2 separate regions of the Homo sapiens genome follow, and region 1 is linked to region 2. A link is a loop called in an ENCODE intact Hi-C map of the cell type or tissue named here. Cell type or tissue: HCT116. All regions are shown on one strand.

Region 1 (8,000 bases), 580 kb before region 2:
ATTACCTGCTGGGGTACCTGCTGAACTCTGGGGAGGGAGATCGGCTGCATCTGGGCCCCTTTGGGATTGGAGCTGGCTGCCTGGACCAACACCCTCTAAAAGGGAAGGGAGAGAAGGCCAGTTAGACTTGTCAGAGGTCAGTGCTGAGGATACACACAGAATGTAAGATGCTGTTTGTCTGTTCATGTGCTTTTTATTAAAACATAGGCAGGACTGATCAGAGGCGACGGCGGGGTGATGGTCAGACTTGCACACTCACACCGACCTGGGCAGACACACGGCAGGTACGTGCAGGCACACAAACAATGCACATACATACACAAGTGTGCACATACACTCAGCCCATGCACCACACATATGCACGAATTGTGGGCACACACACACGTATGCACACACACATACACGGAAGCACATGCACCTTCACCCGCCCAGGCAGCTTTGCCTCTGTGGGTCTGTAGTCTGCAGCAAGGTGACACTGATCGTCCCTAGTACAGAGGGGACTGCTGGGGCCCTCTGGATAGCCATCCGCACCACTGCGTGGGAGAGCACTCTGTGGCGCCCCTCGCTTCTGCAGTATAACCCGGACTTGTTTCCATTTTCTGATGAGGTTAATGAAGCCAGAGGGCTCAAGTGCTGCCTCTGGCTACAGAATACTCGAGTCCAGGTGCCCTGTGTCTGGGTCCCTCGCTCTCTGACCCCACTGCTCTCCAGCCTCCTAAGTCAAATCTGCACAGTGTGGCTTTGCTATTTTTCTGGGAGTACCGATTGGCCACACAAAGCTATCAAAATGGGAAGGGTCAAAGTGAACTCGAGTCGAGGGAGGAACAGGAGTGTTTTGTGTGTTTATTGAGAGCTGGGGCTTTCGGAGTCATTGGCTGCAGTGCTGTGATTTCCCGGCATGAACCCTGAATGTCACAGGTAGCAGTGACTGCCATATATACATCACGAGGGGTGATGGGTGAGGACACGCCATCCCCTGTGTTGCAGGAGTGGAGCTAAGGATGAAGATGGTGCTAATAAGGATGCCAGCGCAAGGGCATTCTGATTCCAGGTGAGCTGGGCGCCGTGTGCTTGGAGAATTCACAGGGTCCTGGCAAGTCCTCAGAGAGGGACCACAGTGATGAAACCTGGGACACACATGGTGGCCGTGAGTGGCACTGAGACCTGTCCATGGTGGCTGCTGCAGAGGAAGGCAGAGTCCACCTAGGCCTGGGAGAGCCTGAGAGAGGGGCTTGGCAGGAAGACCTGAGGGCTGACTCCTCTTGGACAATTTCAAGTGGGCACGGAAACATATCAATTAGGCCACAACTGCTGGCAGGGCGACGGCGTCTGATCCTCACCTCAGATGGGCTTCCAAGACGCCCTCCCCACTGCCATATGTGCAAGAAATAAAAGCTAAAGATGTCTGACCATACACACTACATCAAATAAACCGCTTCACTGTCTGCCTTTTTGTTTTTGCGGAATTGTGTTTTTTTGTTTTTGTTTTTTTGTGTTTTTTGGGACGGATTTTTGCTCTTGTCGCCCAGGCTGAAGTGCGATGGCACGATCTCGGCTCACTATAACCTCTGCCTCCTGGGTTCAAGCGATTCTCCTGCCTCAGCTTCCCGAGTAGCTGGGATTACAAGCATGTGCCACAATGCTCGGCTAATTTATTATTATTATTATTTTTTGTATTTAGTAGACACAGGGTTTCACCATGTTACTCAGACTGGTCTCAAACTCCTGACCTCAGGTGATCCACCCACCTTGGCCTCCCAAAGTGCTGGGATTACAGGCATGTGCCACCATGCCTGGCCCTGAATTGTGTGTTTTAAAACCATAATCATTTCTTTTTGCTGTGCTCCTAACTTTTAGATTCCAGATCGAGGTGGTCACACGGCCACAGTGGACCTCTGCACACTGTGATGAGCCTCCAGCCTGTTTCATGTGGCCGGTGCCATTCGCTTTGTATTTCTGTCTTCTTTATGGCTTATTTCATTCCACGGTAGAAATCCAGGAGCAGAGAAAGCCTGAATGTGAAAATTCTCTCTCTGCGAATTTTAAAGAATATGTTCATTCAGGTGCTAGATTCTATTTTGAACAAAATCTTAAGAATTCTAACTCATCTAGGCTGGGCGTGGTGGCTCACGCCTGTAATCCCAGCACTTTGGGAGGCTGAGGCGGGCAGATCACCTGAGGTCAGGAGTTCGAGACCAGCCTGGCCAACATGGTGAAACCTCGTCTCTACTAAAAATACAAAAATTAGCCGGGCGTGGTAGTACACGCCTGTAATCCCAGCTACTCGGGAGGCTAAGACAGGAGAATCACTTGAACCTGGGAGATCGTGCCACTGCACTCCAGCCTGGGCGACAGAGCGAGACTCCGTCCCCCCCCAAAAAAAAAAAAAAATTCTAACTCATCTTTTGCCTTTTTGCCTTTTTTTTTTTTTTTTTTTTTTTTTTGTCACTTAGGTTGGAGAGCAGTGGTATGATTACAGCTCACTGCAGCCTCAAACCACTGGGCTCAAGCAATCCTTCCACCATAGCCTCCTGAGTAGCTGGGACCACAGGACGTGCACCACTATGCCTGGCTAAATTTTTTATTTTTTATTTCTTAAAGACAAGGTCTCTGTCACCCAGGCTGGAGTGTAGTGTCACAATCATGGCTTACTGCAGCCTCAACCTCCCAGGCTCAGGTGATCCTCCCATCTCAGCCTCCTAAGGAACTGGGACTACAGGTGCAGCCCACCACGCTTGGCTAATTTTTTTTTTTTTTTTTTAGAGAAAGGGTCTGGCTATGTTGCCTAGGTTGGTCTCAAACTCCTGGCCTCAAGTAATCTGCCAGTCTCAGTCTCCCAAAGTGCTGGGATTACCTGTGTGAGCCACTGCACCCGGCCTTACTTCTTAATTCTTAATAAAGCATTTCTGTGTAAAAGGGTCATTTCCAAGTACAAGAAAACCTCCACTGAAAGCTAAGAAGAGATCAAGTCAGATTTGGGAGAGTGGTTTCTTTTCCATTCATGTCATTGTTTCCTTGATGGGATCTTTTTAACAAATATTGAAAAAGCCAAATACAGTTAAGGAAATTGTGCCTATTTCAACAGCAGCAGCACTGGGACTGAGAAGTCCATTCAGAAAAATACAGATTCCTCTCTTTGCAGATCTGAGCAGCTTTCAAACCCATAGAGATCGCGTCCACACTGTGGCCACCCTGTTGTTGCTGAGAGGCGCGCGTTACCTGCGGGGAGGCTGGCACAGGCGGGGCTGCCGCCGAGGGACGCAGAGCCACGGACGCTGGCGAATCCGCTCCACCCTCGGAATTCTGCATGCTCAGGTCTAAAGAAAGGCGGAGAGAGATTGGGTGGGCAAGGGCTGCAAGCACTGAAATCCGAAGAGGCAACTAACAAGTTCAAGGGAGGGAAGGAGTAACCAGCTACATTCTTCAAAGTCGAAAGGCAGAGACCCTGGTGGTACTGCCTAAGTGAGGAGCTGCGGAAACAGGCTGCACAACTGTCCCACAGAAGGAGAGAGGGGCCAGAGAAAGTTTTCCAAATATAAAACCCAAAAAGGGCTCTGTCAGCGCACAATGGCAGGAATTCCTCAACAGAAGGCCGGGACACTGGCTCTGTGCCCAAGTCTGAGCAGGTTGAACTATTTTGAAGGGCTCAATTGTTTCCTCATTTACCCAGAAATCAAAAGCTCTGGGTGGGTGACTGCCATTTGGGAAGCTACTGCACCCCAAACGACAACGGGAGAAACTCTAAGGCTGGGTTTCCCCACTGTGGCACCGTTGACATTTGAGCTGGATACTTCTTTGCTGTTGGAGGCCCATTCTGGGCACGGCAGGGTGCTGAGCAGCACCCCTGGCCTCCACCCATTCCATGCCAGGAGCGCCCCCTCCCCAAGCTGTGGCAATCACAAATGTGTTCAGATATTGCCAAGTGACCCCTGGAGGGCAGTGTGAGAACCACTGGCTAGGGAGAGAAAAGGTGACCTGCAGAGGGAGCAAAGAAACAGTACATTTTATCCTGGGCTGGATAAAAGTCCTCACGAATTTTGGCAGTAAGTAAAAACTGCCTTCTGTTCAAAGCCATCTTTGCCCACAAGAAAGTATAAACATATATTTCTTTGCTGTCAGAGGCATACATCTTTCAAATAGGTAGTTTTACAATTCTATATAAAACCACTCATTTAATATCGTGGCAGATGATACAAATTTGTTCCATGAAAATGCTAAAAGTCGAACAGTCTTCACTTTTAAATAAACAATCGGCTATGTTGAGCATTTGAGACATAGTTAAGTACACACACTTAGGTAGGGAGGTGGCTTTGTGATCAGGCACACCAGTCCCCCGTCCTGGCACCAGCTTTGAGCATGTCACCCTCCCAGTGTGGGGTCTCCATGGCTCCTGCCTGCTGGGGGTGGTGAGGACTGAACCTCAGACATACATCGCGGTGCCCACGACATCGTCAGAACACAATAGACATTTGCTAGAACTTTTACGTTTCTCTATCACCCCCAGAGGTTTTATCTCTTATAATGAGTGAAAAAAATTTTAAGCTTTTTAAAAATGAAAAGTCAAACTTACAATAAATTAATTTACCTAAGGAAAGCAGAAAGGGATATGTGTGTTTGAATTCGAGTGTGCTGGATTAATCCCATCTGTATTGTTGGGGACTATTCCCCGACCACCACCGCTCCCCGGCCCCCGCCCCCGTCCCCTCCCAAACGCCTTCGATGCCACCCAGAGCCCCACGGCCAGTGCCTGGGGATTTTTCTGTTCTGTGTGAGCCTGACTCACTTCTCACCACTAGATGGCCCCAGAGCCACACGGTGATTGGCTGGGGCGTTAACTAAACCTTACACAGCCCGCACCTCCTACCTTCTACTCTTTCAAAAGATTGTAAATTTCCCATAGTGTATTTCCTGAGTCCTCAACTCACTCTCTGTCTTTGACAGAACTGACCTTTGGAATTTTTCTGTTACAAGCTGCTTGTATTTACAGTTTCCTTTAAATGTTTAAATCAGTCATTTGCACACCATCCACCATGCTGTTCCCGTCTGAAGCCAAGCGGGTAGCATCAGTGATACTAGGAGATAATTTGACTAGAACTCTTTGTGAAAGGAGTCCACCAGTGATAAAGTCAGAATGCTGACTTGACTAAGACCAGTTCCTTGTTCCGCAGGTGGAAATAATTTTGCTCCAAACTCCAGACCTTATTTAAGTAAGAAGAGGCCATGAGAGTGTTGGGGATAAATGGCGAGACCGTGGTCTGTCCACCATGGCCAGAATGCACCTTCCAGAAAGCAAGTTGTTCCACATCACAGGCATTTACACATGAATGTGTTCCCCTAATTTATTTTTATTAATTATTATTATTGTTTTTTGAGACGAAGTCTTGCTCTGTCACCCAGGCTGGAGTGCAATGGCATGATCTTGGCTCTGCCTCCTGGGTTCAAGTGATTCTCCCACCTCAGTCCCCTGAATAGACGAGATTACAGGCACCCACCATCATGCCTGGCTAATTTTTGTATTTTTATAGAAACGGGGCTTCACCATGTTGGTCAGGCTGGTCTCAAACTCCTGGCCTCATGTGATCTGCCTGCCTCAGCCTCCCAAAGTGCTGGGATTACAGGCATAAGCCACCGTGCCCAGCCTGTTCCCCTAATTTAACACACTATTTACCATGTGTTGTCTTATAGGTCAGACCAATGAGTCTGTGGCTTTTTGCCTGTGGGCATGCCCCAGTCCACAAATGCTTGGGTGCCAGAAAGCATCAGCCTCGTTATCCTGAAGGGTCAGAGGACAGAGTTCTGAATGCTGGGGTGTGGAGATTCTGGAAGAGAGAGAGCCACAGAAGGGGTGAGCCCTCAAATCTTCCTACAAAATACACCTGAATCTTTGGCTAAGCAACTACACCACAAAGGTGTGGGGGAGATACCAGGGGTCTTGGGGAAAAACCAGCAGTGCAAAGATAAAAAAATTAAGTGAAGATTTCAGCTGCTGCCTGTTGCAGGAGGGAGAGTTTGAATCTAGCCAAGTCACTTGCCTTCAGGGGAACTCAGATGAACCTACAGATTCTACAATACATCATTAATGATGTCCAGGACCCAGTAAAAACCATGAGCTATGAAAAGAAACAGGAAAGTGTAACATACACTCAAAAGAAAGAGTAACAAATAAAAAGAAAAAAGAAAAGCAGTTAATTATAACCAAACGCAAGATAACCCAGATGATACAGATAGCATTCAAGGACTAAAGCAGCTACTAAAAATAACTTCAAGAACTTAAAGGAAGTTATATACATAATGAATGAACATATGGGAATCTCAATCAAGAAACAAAGTATAAAAGGAGAACCAAATAGAAATTCTAGAGCAATAACTGAAACAAAAACTTAACTGGATGCACTCAACAGCTGGTTAAAGATAATGGAAAGAGTTAGTGAACTTAACAATAGATAAAAAGCATTTACCCAATCTGAAGAATGAAGAGAAAATATATGAAGAAACATGAATAGAACAAACTGTCTAATATATATGTAACGAGAGTCCCAGAAGAGAAAAAGAGAATGTAAGAGAAAAAAATATTGAAAAATGGCCAAACACCTCTACATTGGGTGATGGATATCAACTTAGAGGTCCAAAAATCTCAACAAACCCTAAAAAGAATACAAAGAAAGCCAAGATAGGTATGTCATGGTTAAACTGTTAAAAGAAGCAGTCAGAGAAAAACTACATATTATATTCGGAGAACAAGGGCACAGATGATGACTGGCTTCTCATCAATAACAATGGCAACCAGAAGACAATGGAGTGACATTTTTAATATGCTGGGGGGGAAAACCCTATCAGCCCAGAATTCTATCTCCAGCAAAACTATTCTTAAAAACTGAAGGTGGAATAAAGACATTTTTTGCATAAACAAAACCTGATAAAATTTTCTGCCTACCATGAGAAATGCTAATGGAAGTTCTTCAGAATGAAAGGAATTAATACCAGATGGTAAATTTGGATCTATTAGGAGTAAATATCACTTAAAATGATAAATACGCAGGTAATTATAAAAAACCGTATTTTTATATATTTTATATTTTTCCTTTTCTTCTCTTAATTTATTTTAAATACATAAAACTATTTAACAAAAACTTTATAACACTCCATTGTGGGGTTTATATCATATGTAGATGTTCTCCATGACAGTTGTAACACAGAGGATGGGGACAAATTAAGTTATACATTCAAGGTTCTTTTATTTTACCTAAAGTAGTAACATGTTAACTCTATAAATTGTGATAAATTAACAATGCACATTGTAACCTCTGAAGCATCCACTAACCAAAAAAATATATATACAAAAAGGTATAGCTAAAAAGCTAATAGAGAAATCAAATGAAATCCTACTTAACATATTTGATTATCTAAATAAAGGCAAGAAATAAAGAACAGAGAAACAAACAAACAAACAGATGGCACAAATAGAAAGCAAATGGCAGAATTGCTTTGCTAAATCTAGACATATTAATAATATATTAAGTGTAAATAGACTAAATTCTTGAATGAAAAGGCAGAAATGATCAGCCTGGATAACAATCAAGATCCCATTATATGGTCCCTAAAAGAAACCCTCCTTAAAAATAAAGGCACACATAGGTTGAAAGTAATAGAATAAAAAGAGATCCACTGTGCAAACTCTGATCTTTTATTTTTATTTATTTATTTTTTTGAGATGGAGTCTCGCTCTGTTGCCCAGGCTGGAGTGCAGTGCCACAGTCTCAGCTCACTGCAAGCTCCACCTCCCAGGTTCACGCCATTCTCCTGCCTCAGCCTCCCGAGTAGCTGGGACTACAGGTGCCCGCCATCACACCAGGCTAATATTTGTATTTTTAGTAGAGACGGGGTTTCACCTTGTTAGCCAGGATGGTCTCCATCTCCTGACCTCTTGATCCACCCACCTCGGCCTCCCAAAGTGCTGGGATTACAGGTGTGAGCGCCACACTCAGCCTGCAAACTCTGAT
Region 2 (8,000 bases):
GCCACACAGAAAGCCAATGGCTGAGGTGATGAGTATTGCCAGGGAAGAAGGCTTTAATTGGGTGCTGCAGCTGAGGAGGTGGGAGATCAGTCTTGAATCCATCCCCTTGACTGACTAAAATTAGGGGTTTATGTAGCTGGGAAGAAATGTAATGATGTGTGGGAAAATGGGAACTTGGGAGGCATAAGGAAGTAATCGTGATGAATGAGGGGTCTGGATGTGATGATCTGGTGAGTTTCAGTTCTTTGATATTTTTTGAGATGCCTGGGTTGGGGTGGGGAGGTTCCTTCTTGAAGAAGAAGAAATTCAGATAAAACAAACATAAGTTTCAAGGTTTAAGACTGGAAGTGTCCATTTCTATTTATCAAAAACAAAACAGTCTATGGGACTATTGGGTCAGTTTCAGTCCCCTCTATTTATCAATTTTTTTAATCATGGGGAATCTGACCATTGATCTTTCTGGCTGCTTCATGCTGAGGAGGTGACCATGTGGCCACCTTCTGAAACACAATCATTCTCTGTCCAGCCACCACTGCCCCCACCAAAGACAAGTCAAAGCAGGATGAACCTACCTGCAAAATAAGCTTCAGTCCATGGCTGGGCATGGTGGCTTCTGCCTGTAATCCCAGCAGTTTGGGAGGCCAAGGCAGGTGGATCACTTGAGGCCAGGAGTTGGAGACCCAGGAGATGGAGGTTGCAGTGAGCCAGTCTGGGTGACAGAGTGAGACTCTGTCTAAAAAATAAAAAATAAAAAAGCTTTGGTCCCATATACTTGGCCTGATTACCCCCAAAAAGTGCAGCAAAAATCATTGTCCACATAGATCCTTCTAAATTGGCCTTGCTGGAACCTCACACTGTTCCATTATAAAAGAAAATAGGTTCTTACTCAAATTATGCCAAGAAACACATTGACATATCAGAATTTTAGGAATCTCATACAATCCTAGAACATATATTAACAACTCATCTATATAAATATAACCCTAAGGGCCAGGCGTGGTGGCTCACGCCTGTAATCCCAGCACTCTGGGAGGCCGAGGCAGGCGGATCACGAGGTCAGGAGTTTGAGACCAGCCTGGCCAGTATGGTGAAACCCTGTCTCTACTAAAAATACAAAAATTAGCCGGGCATGGTGGCACGTGCCTGTAATCTCAGCTACTTGGGAGGGTGAGGCAGAAGAATTGCTTGAACCTGGGAGGCAGAGGTTGCAGTGAGCCAAGATTGAGCCACTGTACTCCAGTCTGGGCGACAGAGTGAGACTCCATCTCAAAAATAAAATATAACCCGAAGGAAGCTAAACACCACCTTGGATCTGACAATGTTTCCTGCATGATTCTAAAATAACAAATTAACCTAAGATATCTCTCTTGGACTTGAGGGAACCTAATATCCAAAAAAGTTAGTTTGAGGTCAAAAAGACTGAATTTAGACCTTTAAATTGTGCTCCTAGAAATTTTGCCAATTACAAAAATTTTAAAACACTTGATATCACAAAACATGATCACAGGTCACAATAAAATAGTCATTTATGGCCGGGTGCAGTGGCTCACACCTGTAATCCCAGCACTTTGGGAGGCCAAGGCAGGCAGATCATCTGAGGTCAGGTGTTCAAGACCAGCCTGGCCAACATTGTAAAACCGCGTCTCTACTAAAAATACAAAAATTAGCCAGGTGTGGTGGCACGTGCCTGTTAATCCCAGCTACTTGAGAGGCTGAGGCAGGAGAACTGCTTGAACCTGGAGGCAGAGGTTGCAGTGAGCTGAGATTGGGCCACTGCACTCCAGCCTGGGCGACAAGAATGAAATTCTGTCCCAAAAAAAAAAAAAAAGAAAAAAAGGAAAACACAAGTCATTTATTTAGCCAAAATGATAAAACAAAAATATTTACCTTTTAATAGGAGATACAGTTTCTCAAACAATAAGACAGCATGAGACCAAACAAATCTGTCCCTCTCCAATCCATTTTTTCCCTCCAGTTTACTTAAACAAAACTATTTTCTCTCTTATTAATATTATACAAATTTTGTTCAAAAGAGAAAACCCAAATTTTACCTTTATATGGTGTATTTATTAATGTTAAAGATAATTTTAATAAAACTTTATCAATAAATCTATCTAATTTTCATTGGTTTGACCATAGGGTAAGATTTTGATAAACTTTTTATAAGCTTTCATGATTTTCTATTAAAAAGAACAGATCAATGCTCCACAAAAACCCTTACTCCTGACACATGGGCTCAGACCCTCACCTTGCATCAGTGTGCTTTTGATATTAACGTTTAATTTATAAGAAAAACTCTGAACTAATTTTATCCCTCAAAATTGGCCCTTATAATCTCACACACCCACCTCATCCGTGATAGTTCCTGGGCCTAGAGGGATTGAATAGTTTTGGTTTTTTTTCTTTTTTTTTTTTTGAGACAGAGTCTCGCTCTGTTGCCAGGCTAGAATGCAGTGGCACAATATTGGCTCATTGCAACCTCTGCCTCCCCAGTTCAAGCGATTCTCCTACCTCAGCCTCCTGAATAGCTGGGACTACAGGCACCCGCCACCACTCCTGGCTAATTTTTGTATTTTTAGTAGAGACGAGATTTAACCATGTTGGCCAGGATGGTCTCGATCTCTTGCCCTCGTGATCCACCCACCTCAGCCTCCCAAAGTGCTGGGATTACGGGTGTGAGCCACCGCACCTGGCTGAATAGTTTTAATTTCTAGCCCTGTGTCTCATGAAAACAGTTCATTTTGATTGTCATTTTTCCCTGGATCTGAAGACAAGACTTCCACTGGTTTTGATGTTCAAGACTTAGCAGGGGTCAGTGCCTTTTTCAGACCCAGGAGTCAAAGTTGTGAAACTTAACAGCACAAGGATTAGTTAATAGGGTATTTATACTACCAAAAGGCCTGTCATTCTAACATGCCACACATTGAAACGCTGTGATTTGGTGTCTAGGAGTTACTGCTTGCAGCACTTCAAACCACTGTATTAAAGTAATCAGGTTACTCATTGCATATGTCCAATTGCTAGCATTCTAGTGACAGAACTGTGACCAAAAGCATAAAAAATGTGGTAGGTGCTAAGTCAAACTTATCAAAGTAAGACAACTACCTTTTTCCCCATCATTAAAAAAAAAAATAGTAAATGCAGGCCACGCATGGTGGCTCATGCCTGTATTCCCAGCACTTTGGGAGGCTGAGGCAGGCAGATCACTTGAAGTCAGGAGTTCGAGACCAGCCTGGACAACATGGTGCAACCCCATCTGTACTAAAAATACAAAAATTAGCTGGGTATGGTGGCATGTGCCTGTAATTCCAGTTACTCGGGAGACTGAGGCATAAGAATTGCTTGAATCCAGGAGGTGGAGGTTGCAGTGAGCCAAGGTGGTGACAGTGCACTCCAGCCTGGGTGACAGAAACTCTGTCTCAAACAAACAAACAAACAAACAAAACAAACAAAAAATACCCCAAAACAAACCCACGTGATGAATATTTTGTTTCTGACACACAATTTAATGTCTTTAAGTCCACCAATACCACTGTATGTTTTGTGCAATTAAGAAATTCACTTTAGGCTCATGATCAGTAAGTACTTTAGTGCTAGTGCTATCTATGCAGAAGAACAAATACAGTGAGAAGCAAAGCAAGTCTTTACAGAAAATTTGGCTTCACAGAAAATCTGGATTCATACTTAACTATATGAAAAACGGATTGCCAAATTGCCAATGTATTTCTTTACAATATTTCTTAATTTTCCTTCATCAAGACTAAGAGCTTTAACTATGAACAACATTAATTAGCCAAACTTCTCCAATTTTCTATCAGGTTTTAAAGGATATTCTACATCTAAATATTTTAAACTTTGTTTTCTCTGTGTATGCATAAAGGCAGACATACAGAGAGAGAGGAAAAAAACTACATATGACATACACAGACCATCTATGACATGCTTGAACCTTCAGTTTGTTCTAAATTTATTTTCTTATTCCCTCCCTTCCTTCCTTCCTTCCCCCTTCCTTTCTTCCTTCCTTCCTTCTTTCCCCTGCCTCCCTCCTTCCTTTCTTTCTTTCTCTTTCTTTTCTTTTTTCTCTTTCTTTCTCTCTTTTCTTTCTTCCTTTCCTCTTTCTTTTTTCTTTCTCTCTCTGTCTCCCCCTCCCTTGCATCCCCTCCCATTGTCTTCTTTCCTTCTTTCCTTCCTTCCTTCCTTTCTTCCTTCCTTCCCAGTCATTTTACTTTAAGACAAAAATTCACCATACAAGATCCTTTCTCATATAAAATTATTCCTTTTTTTTTTTTTTCTTGAGACGGAGTCTCTCTCTGTCGCCCAGGCTGGAGTGCAGTGGTGTGATCTTGGCTCACTTCAAGTTCCACCTCCTGGGTTCATGCCATTCTCCTACCTCAGCCTCCCAAGTAGCTGGGACTACAATCGCCCACCACCATGCCCGGCTAATTTTTTTGTGTGTTTTTAGTAGAGATAGGGTTTCGCTGTGTTAGCCAGGATGGTCTTGATCTCCTGACCTCGTGATCCGCCCATCTTGGCCTCCCAAAGTGCTGGGATTACAGGCGTGAGCCACCGCACCCGACAAAATTATTCTTTCTTTATAACCTTCCTTACCAAAAATACATCTTCATATCCATAATTTTCTTCACATCTCACTCCTTTACTTATTGGTTCCTTTCTTTTCAAGTCCATAATTTGAATTAACCTTTAGATAACTTCTGAATTTGATAATAATTTTTTTCTCAATAAGAACATCTCTTCTTTGGCATATTTTATATGCAGAATTATATATTAACTAGAATTCTTATCCTTAGTAACCTCAAATTTTAGTGAAAACCTAGGAAGAAAGAAATCCTGAGCTACCTATCAGATATTAGCATTTTATAATGAGAACTCTTCCATAATTTTTAGAAACATATTTCCCCATATCATAACCCTTCCTTAATTAGAAATGACCCAGACATCTAATAAGCATAATTTTAAATATTATTCTTAAACATAATTTTAAGATTTTAAGTTACACAATAAGTTCACCTGCAGCACTTAACCCATTTACACTTTATTTTTAGCAGTTTATATAGATTATTTACACATTATTTTCTTGTTAACCCTTTTATAACTTGTGAATATCAGATGTTCACCTAAATAAGAACCTTAAAGTTAACTGCATGGGCATTTTCACCAATAACTCAGTAGACTCAGGTGTTTTCATTAAACCAATAACATTAAATAGTCTTACTTATATAAAAAAAAACACAAAAAGATCATTTTGTTTTGGCTGGGTTTATGGTTTGATAACCTTCTATGCCAAACCCTGATACCTCAAAATATCTAGAAGAGACAAATATGAAACCCAGAGAAAAATGTATGCTGACAATTCTGAAGACATTTCTATTCCTATTTTACCAATAATTTAAAAACCACCTTGTTGGCCAGGTACAGTGGCTCATGCCTGTAATCCCAGCACTTTGGGAGGCTGAGGCAGGTGGATCACTTGAGGTCAAGAGCTCAAGATCAGCCTGACCAACATGGAGAAACTCCATCTCTACTAAAAAAAAATACATAAATTAGCCAGGCATAATTGCACACAACTGCAGTCCCAGCCACTCAGGAGGCTGAGACTTGAGAATCGCTTGAACCCAGGAGGTGGAGGTGGCAGTGAGTGGAGATCATGCCACTGCACTCCAGCCTGGGCGACAGAATGAGACTCTATTTCAAAAAAAAAAAAAAAAAAAGCTTGCTCATTAAAGACTTACTTAAGTCATATAAACTTGAAAAATACTTTGGACTTAATTAATGAGCACTCTTTTATTTATAAGCCAAATTGGTAGGCATAACATATAACAATAAATATACATACATATACACACATCTAAATATGTACTCACACACAGAAACAAAGATCCAATAGCTTTTACTTTGGAATTCTAGTTGGGAGGCTGAGGCAGGCAGATCACCTGAGGTCAAGAGTTTGAGACCAGCCTGGCCAACACGGTGAAACTCCATCTCTACTAAAAATACAAAAATTAGCCAGGTGTGGTGTCAGGCGCCTGTAGTCCCAGCCACTTGGGAGGCTGAGGCAGGAGAATTGCTTGAACCTGGGAGGTGGAGATCGCAGTGAGCCAAGATTATGCCACTGCACTCCAGGCTGGGCGACAGAGCAAGACTCCATCTCAAAAAAAAAAAAAAAAAAGGAATTCTAGTCATGAGATAGTAATACAAACTCACCTATCTATGAACGTGTTCACATGGCTGCATTTTGTCTGCTCTGATAGGTAATCCCATGAAGACTGTTGTATTCGTCTGTCCTCACACGGCTATAAAGATATTGCCTGAGACTGTGTAATTTACAAAGAAAGGGGGTTTAATTGACTCACAGTTCCACATGGCTGGGAGGCCTCAGGAAACTTACAATCATGGTGGAAGGCGAATGGGAAGCCAGGCATGTCTTACATGGCAGCAGGAGAAGAAACAGAGACAGAGAGAGAGACAGAGAGACAGGGGGAACTGCCACTTTTAAAACCATCAGATCCTGTCATGAGAACAGCATGGGGGCAACTGCCCCCATGATCCAATCACCTCCCTCTAGGTCCCTCCCTTGACATGGGGGGATTACAATTCGAGATGAGATTATGGTGGGGACACAGAGCCAAAACATATCAGCTGTGAGCCAAAATTTCGGGTAAAGTAGTTTCCACGGCAGTTTGATTTTTTTTTTTTTTAAGACGGGAGTCTCGCACTGTCGCCCAGGCTGGAGTTCAGTGGCGCGATCTCGGCTCACTGAGAGCTCCGCCTCCTGGGTTCACACCATTCTCCTGCCTCAGCCTCCCGAGTAGCTGGGACTACAGGCGCCCACCACCACGCCAGGCCAATTTTTTGTATTTTTAGTAGAGATGGGGTTTCACCATGTTAGCCAGGATGGTCTCGATCTCCTGACCTCGTGATCCGCCCACCTCAGCCTCCCAAAGTGCTGGGATTGCAGGCGTGAGCCACTGCGCCCGGCCCGGCAGTTTGATTTTTAGAAGTCAAACCTTTAAACATTGGGGTCAAACAGAAGAACATCACGTATTAACCAGGCTGAACCCTGCTTAGAACAGCAGCCCAGGCTGGGCGCAGTGGCTCACGCCTGTAATCCCAGCACTCTGGGAGGCCGAGGCGGGCCGAACACGAAGTCAGGAGATTGAGACTATCCTGGCTAACATGGTGAAACCCCATCTCTACTAAAAAAATACAAAATAATTAGCCAGGTGTGTTGGCGAACGCCTGTAATCCCAGCTACTCAGGAGGCTAAGGCAGGAGAATGGCATGAACCTGGGAGGTGGAGCTTGAGGTGAGCCGAGATCGCACCACTGCACTCCAGCCTGGGCGACAGAGCAAGACTCCGTCTCAAAAACAAACAAACAAACAAACAAACAAACAAAACAAAACAAAACAAAACATAACAAAAAAGAACAGCAGCCTAAAAGCCTGGGTACATGGAACTCCATCCCACATGATCCGCCTGCCTTGGTCTCCCAAAGTGCTGGGATTACAGGTGTGAGCCCCCACACCCAGCCTTGGTGATGATTTTTTGGATTTGACACCAAAAGCACAGAGAACAAAAGCAAAAATAAGTGGAATTGCAACAGACTAAAGAGCTTCTGCCAAGCAAAGGAAGCAATCAAGGAAATTAAAAGGCAACGTATGGATGGAGAGAAAATATTTGTAAGCCATATATCTGATAAGGGGTTGAGATCTCTAAAATATATAAAGAGCTCATATAACTCAACAGCAACATAACAAATAGCTCAATTTAAAAATGGGCGAATGATCTTAATAGGCATTCCTCAAAAGAAGACACACGAATGGCTAACAGGTGTGTGAAAACATGCCCAACGTCATTAATCATCAGGGAAATGCAAATTAAAACCACAGCGAGATATGACTGTGGTGATAATTTTAGCATATAGGTGTATCAAAGCATCACATTTCCTTCCTTCTTTCTTTCTTTCTTTCTTTCTTTCTTT

The links. A loop is a pair of places that touch in the nucleus more often than their neighbours do. Peaks named below come from ENCODE experiments on the same cell type or tissue, not always from the same donor. Only the 100,000 strongest peaks of a DNase experiment are listed, where the experiment ranks them.
Region 1: a loop joins it to region 2, with 9 times the contacts of the local background. A loop is called at or near these places in 2 of 110 quality-filtered maps.

The regions. Positions count from the first base shown.
Region 1 is chr19:6,044,188-6,052,187 of GRCh38, forward strand. RFX2 (regulatory factor X2) reads right to left here. Exons shown (of 18, transcript NM_000635.4): 2 at 3,220-3,317; 3 at 6-95. The coding sequence starts at 3,309. Among named protein-coding and RNA genes, the nearest start is that of RFX2-AS1, 14 kb to the right of the region's middle. RefSeq lists a silencer at 4,719-4,838. In HCT116, CTCF peaks have their summits at 3,942 and 4,806 (motif pointing right); DNase peaks (open chromatin) are centred at 3,964 and 4,814.
Region 2 is chr19:6,622,990-6,630,989 of GRCh38, forward strand. No RefSeq gene overlaps it. Among named protein-coding and RNA genes, the nearest start is that of CD70, 36 kb to the left of the region's middle. In HCT116, no CTCF peak of the experiment used is centred here; no DNase peak of the experiment used is centred here.